Linked DNA regions of Homo sapiens: region 1 is linked to region 2. Evidence: chromatin loops called from intact Hi-C (ENCODE). Cell type or tissue: PC-9. All regions are shown on one strand. Links, peaks and the distances in the headings refer to the core of each region. The heading gives the core; the rest is flanking DNA. Region 1 has its middle 63 kb from the start of CYP4B1. Region 2 overlaps CYP4B1 (cytochrome P450 family 4 subfamily B member 1).

What was found. Hi-C counts contacts between places; a loop is a spot of excess contacts. Peaks named below come from ENCODE experiments on the same cell type or tissue, not always from the same donor. Only the 100,000 strongest peaks of a DNase experiment are listed, where the experiment ranks them.
Region 1: it touches region 2 in a loop (2.8-fold over the local background); 1 of 110 quality-filtered maps calls a loop at or near these places.

The regions. Positions count from the first base shown.
Region 1 is chr1:46,861,080-46,863,991 of GRCh38, reverse strand. It overlaps the pseudogene CYP4Z2P. Among named protein-coding and RNA genes, the nearest start is that of CYP4B1, 63 kb to the right of the region's middle. RefSeq lists an enhancer at 1,803-2,409. In PC-9, for the core only: no CTCF peak of the experiment used is centred there; no DNase peak of the experiment used is centred there.
Region 2 is chr1:46,803,423-46,806,334 of GRCh38, reverse strand. The region is part of intron 1 of CYP4B1 (cytochrome P450 family 4 subfamily B member 1); the gene reads right to left. Among named protein-coding and RNA genes, the nearest start is that of CYP4B1, 5.8 kb to the right of the region's middle. In PC-9, for the core only: no CTCF peak of the experiment used is centred there; DNase peaks (open chromatin) are centred at 1,224 and 1,774; H3K4me3 peaks cover 537 bases; H3K27ac peaks cover 2,500 bases.

The DNA of each region.
Region 1 (2,912 bases), core at 255-2,754, 58 kb before region 2:
CTGCTTGATCTAGTCTGATTGTTGGAGCTTCCAAATGTATTTTTTATTTCATTCAATGAATTTTTCAGTTTCAGAATCTCTGTTTGTTTTTGTTTGTTTGCTTGTTTTTTAAGAGACAGAGTCTCACTCTGTTACCCAGGCTGGAGTGTAGTGGCATGATCATAGCTCACTGCAGCCTCAAACTCCTGGGCTCAAGCAATCTTTCTGTTTCAGCCTTCCAAGTATCTGGGATTACAGGCATGTGCCACCATGCCTGGTTAATTTTTTTAAATACAGATAGGATCTCACAATGTTGTCCAAGCTGGTCTTGAACTCCTGGCCTCAAACAATCTTTCTGCCTCAGCCTCTCAAAGTGCTGAGGTTACAGGTGTGAGCCATCTTTTTTTATATCTGTCTCTTTGATGGATTTCTCACTCATATCCTGAATTTCTTGTCTGACTTCTTTGTAGTGTTTTTCAGCATTCTCTTATATCTTACCATGCTTGCTGTATTTATTTATTAGATGGAGTTTTGCCCTTGTTGCCCATGCTGGAATGCAATGGTGGCAATGGTGTGATCTCCGCTCATTGCATTCTCACTTCCCGGGTTCAAGCGATTCTCCTTCTTCAGACTTTCGAGTAGCTGGGAATACAGCCACATGCCACCACATCCGGCTAATTTTTTTATTTTTAGTAGAGACAGGGTTTCACCATGTTGGCCAGGCTGGTCTCGAACTCCTGACCTCAGGTGATATGCCTGCCTCTGCCTCCCAAAATGCTGGGATTACAGGCGTGAGGCACCACGCCCGGCCTCACCATGCTTCTTTAGGGTCAATATTTTGAATTCTTTTTCCAGTATTTTGTAAATTTATTTTTGATTGGGATCTGTTGCTAGAGAATTACTGTGTTCTTTCCTTGCTTTTCATGTTTCCTCTGTTCTTACATTGGTATTTGTGCATCTTGTGTAACAGTTGCTTCTTCTAATTTTTTGAATTTGCTTTCATAGGGGAGGACTCTTCCTGAAAATGTATGTGTAGTGTTCATTGGGTAGGATGCTTTGGCTTTGATTCTGGGTGTGTGCAGTAGTGTAATCACTGTATGATTTCTTCAACTGTAAACAGCATCATTGTTGTCTGTGATTTTCTCAGTGGCTTAGGATGTGCTTAGTGAAAAGTGTGGTGAAGCTTTGCTAGGAACTGGGATACTACATGGGCCAGTCTTCGGGTCCCAGCAGTGGCTGCAGTGGGCTGAGTATGCCTGTTCTTGGGCACCAGGGTGATGTATACTAGCACCAGTGTTGGCTGCTCCAGGCAGGCCAATTCTTTGGTTTCCAGGTGGCTTGCCTGAGCGTTGGAAATAGCAGTGGTGGGCCAGGTGGATGGGTGAGTTCTTGAGCCCCTGGGCATCAGGCATGTGGGACAACCCTCTGGGTCCTAAGCAGTCCACACTGGTATTGGTGGTGGCTGTGATGGGCTGAGTAGGCCAGTCCCCAGGCCTGCAGTTGGCACATGCGGGTGGGTGCCAGCTGTGGTGGTAGCAGCAGATTGAGTGAGCCCAACCTCAGACCCCAAGAGAAGGTCTCAGGTGCCAGTGATGGACTGGGCAGGGCAGTCTCTAGGACCCTAGACAGCATGCTCAGGTACTGGGAGGAGTGGAGCCAGCCTGAGCAGATCTGCCCTCAGACCCCCCAGTAGTATATGCAGGTGCTGGCTATGGTAGGCAGGGAGAGGGTGGTCCCCAGGCTGCTAGCAGAATGCTCAGATGAGAATGGCAGCAGCTGTGCTATGGCCCTGCTACTGGAGAGGGAGGGGCTGCTTTTATTTGGAGCAGCCATAAGCAAAAGGCTTTTGGGGGCTGGGGGTGGGGTGACTCATGCTTTGCTAGCACCTTGGCCCTTGCAGCAGCCCACAGCAGCTACAGTTACAGGCAGTGGAATTTGTCCGCAGGGTGCATGAAAATGTGTGCCCACCCCTCTGCTGGGGGTGATAGGGTCACTGGCAGTGGCTCCCACCTTGGCCCCAGCAGCAACAGCAGCAGCAGCTGTTGGGGAATGTCACTGGGGCTTCAGGGATGTGGAGATGTAGAGGCTGTTGAACCCCAAGGCAAGACACAGTCTGATGGGGGCTGAACTCTCCAGATGATGCCACACTGCAGCTGCTGAGGACTCAGGGGTTTGTGGGACCCAGTGTGAGCTCTCTCTCTGGAGTAATGTCTTCATGCAATCTCTAGGCAGCTCCTTATGTCAGTCTCAGGGCCTGCAAAGGTTAGTGGGCTCTTCCATAGCTAGTATTGTAGGAGTCCGTGGTGGGAATGTGGATCACTGGAGGGCTCTCACTTATTCTTTTCCCATATTAAGGAGCTTCTCCAGACTCCCAGTTGATCCCCGCCAAACAGGCTGCCTCACTTTCCTCTCCTTCCTTGCTTTTGGTGCTTTCCATCGCTTCTCTGTTGAATTCCAGTGTTCTCCCTTAGATCATCTATTCAAAGTGTCATTATCTACTTGCTATGTTGCTTCCTGTCTGTGGAAGAGGTGAGTACCAGATGCCTCTAGTCAGCCATCTTAGAGCCCCCTCCCTATTTTATTTATTTTATTTTTTTACAATTTTTAAATTTTACCTGCTGAAATTTTATCTCCTTGTACTGAGTAAGAAAAACTATTTTAAAATTCTCATGATTCCAATATTTGAAACTCCTGTGGATATTATTTTATTATGTTGTATCTGCTGGATTGTTGTTTTGTTTGTTTTGTTTTTCAAGTCATCCAGGCTCATTTTTTACCTGGAAAATTTTTACTTTGTACCAGACAAGTTTTTTACCAAATTCCTTGTAAACTAAGGCTGATGTAAGCTTCTTCCAGAGAGGATTTACATTTCTTTATGCCAGGTGTCTGTAATCATGCAATTCAGAATCCTCTTAATTCAAATATTTGGACCG
Region 2 (2,912 bases), core at 259-2,758:
TCAGTCTGCTCACAAAATGGGGATAAGAGTTTCGAAAAACAAAAGGTGAGGGAGGAGAAAGACGAAGGGGTTTCCTTTTCGGCAGCATGTCATAGTTCCCTCAAGGCAGGTCATGTCGGTCTCGGATTCCCAGCACACAGGGTGCCTGCCCAGCACCTTCACCCAGTAAGAATCCCTGCCCAAGTGCTCAAACATCTCTAGTGACAGGAAACTTCTTTTCAAAATACCCCAACCATCTTTGGACAGTCTTAATTCCTCAAAAGGCTTCTTAGTCGCTAAAGTGAAAGACACCTGCCCATAGCCTTCCCCATGGGTCTCCCTCTGGGACCACACAGGCTCCCACTGCCCAGGGAAGTCCTGCAGGGATTGGGAATTGGGGGCTAGAACCCCCTAGGACTGCTCTCCTTCAGGATGGACACCCTTAGGTGCCCTTTGGTGCCCTAGTCTCAGCTGTCTCCCTACTATGGGCCCTCTCCCCACACCCCAAAATTACCAGAGCTCCATGTGTGCATGAGTCCAAGCCACTGCCAAGCTTTTAAATAAAGCTAAAGAGCTAGAAGCCAAGAAAAAAACAACCAAAAGGGAGAAGATGTAGCATCTCTGAAATAACTATAAAAATCAGTGGGAAAAGCAGACTCAATGTACAAAAACTCATTGGGGATTCAGCTGTGAGGTTGAACAGAGCCATGGAGAGCCTGGAAAGAGGGGATCGAATGCAAAATACCCCAGGGAGCAGAGAGGTGACTTCCTCCCATGCTGGTGACAAACATGACTTCATCCTCCATCCTCCCTTTCAAAGACAAATAAACCATTACACATGTACATGTGAACAGATAACATACAGAAAGAACCCCTAGCTCAATAGAAGGAGCAAAGAGACTTTGGGTGAGATCAGTGTGGTCACCAGGACTCTCTAGCCACCATGCCTTGGCTAGGAAGTGATGATGGGCTTTGCCCAAAGTCACACAACTAGCATCGTGCCCCAGTCTTTAGATTCCAAAGCCTGTGCTCTGCCCCCAACATCCCTCCTGTCTTCAGCATCCAAAGGTGAACTCCAGACTCAGGAGCACCCAATCAGATGAGAGGAGGAATGCAGGAAAACATCCAAACAGCTAAAAAGGCAGGAAGGCAGGGACCCAAGAAATGCCCAAGAGTCCAAGGGGATGCAGTCATCTGTCCTCAGTCCGCATGGGTGGCTTTGCTGCCCAGAGTTGGTTCCCCCCAGAGATTCATCCACTCTTCCAACACATGGGCATTGTGCCAGGGACAGTGCTAGTTTCTGGTTACAGTGGTGAGCAAGACAAAGCCCTGCCCCACCAGCATACATTCCAAGTGGGGAGAAAGAAAATAAAAAGAATCAAATACACCAAGAATACAATTTCATGTAGTGATAACTCCAGAAAGAAAAAAAGCAGAGTAAGGGGCAGGGCTGCCACTATGGATGGGGGTGGGTCAGGAAGGCCACTCTAAGGTGACATTTCAGCAAAGATCAGCAGAAATGCCTTCTGGAAAGCCCCATGGCATCAGCCACAATCTGCTTCTCAAAAACTTTTATTTCAACTGCCCTCTCTACCTCTCCCCTCCTCACTCCTGGCAGATCACCCTTGCTGTACTTCCCAGAGAAAATAGAAACCATCAGATAAGAAACCCCAAAAAGTCAGCTGGCAGACCTGAAGGACCACCCCACCTGCACCCAGCCTCTCTGTTTCCCTCTGTTTCAGGAGAGAAGCATGCAGGGCCTGTCCAAGACCAGTCCATCTGGATTCCAACCCTCCCCACAAGGCACCTCACCCATCAATCAGCCCCTCTCTCCCAAATCACAGACCTCACCCTCTCTGCAGGCTCCTTCCCATCCTCATTCAAAATTTGTTCAAGTCTCTCACTTTAAAAAAAAAAAAAAGAAAGAAAATGAAACCAAACCTCCCTTTGTTCAGCTTCCTCCTCCAGCTAACACCTTATTTGCTCATCCCTTCATAATCTAACTTCTCTAAAGAGCTGTGCCCACTGTTTCCAATTCCTTGTGATGGCCCCACCTCTCCTATGCTGATCTTGCTAAGGAATCCAGCACCCTCCCTGGCGCTGAGCCCAGTTGACTCCCTGTCTCTCATGCACTGTCTCCTGGATGTCCTCCCCTCTCTCCCAGTGGCTGCCATGGGCAGCTCCTCACCCACTCTTTGTTCCTCCAGATCCAGTCCTTGGCCTCTTCCCTTGCGTCTTCTCCCTGAAAGCTCTCACCTGCTTCTGTGGTTTCCTGTGCCATCTACCTACCAACAATTTCTCAGTTGACAGCTCTTTCCAGTTTACCTTTCTCCTGAGGTCCAGAATCATAATCAACCCCCGGAACTCTCTGCATGACACCCTCCAGATTCTTCAGACCCAGCATTTCCAAACCCACACTCATACACATGTTCGTACACTTTTGTCCCCAAAATCTGCCTCTCCTACTGAACCTGGGGATGGTACCATCACCCACCCAAAAACTAGCCAGGAATATGGAATGTCGTTTTCTCCATGGTTTATATCAATATGAAGAGGGATGCCCTGTGGAGGCAGCCCCTCCTCCCTGCAGGCCCACCAAGTGATTTTTACATTGAAATCAGCAAACCAGAGCAAAAAGAACCAGATGTAGCAGGTCATGGGAGGAGACTCTGCCACGGAATTCTCCAAAACCAGTACTCGAGGATCCCATACCCAGACACTGACAAGTGCTGCCCACCACTGAGCCTCCTCTTCCTGGGTCTCAGATGCCCACATTTTAAAATTGAGACATAGAAATTCATTCCTCCTGTTTACAATCCAGTCTTATGGCTCTCCTTTGATGACTTTCGCTAGATTCTGCTCTAGTCCAGCTGTGTTGATGCCTCCAATTAACAGAGCTCCAAGGGTAATCCTTGTTTCCTTTTCCTGCTACA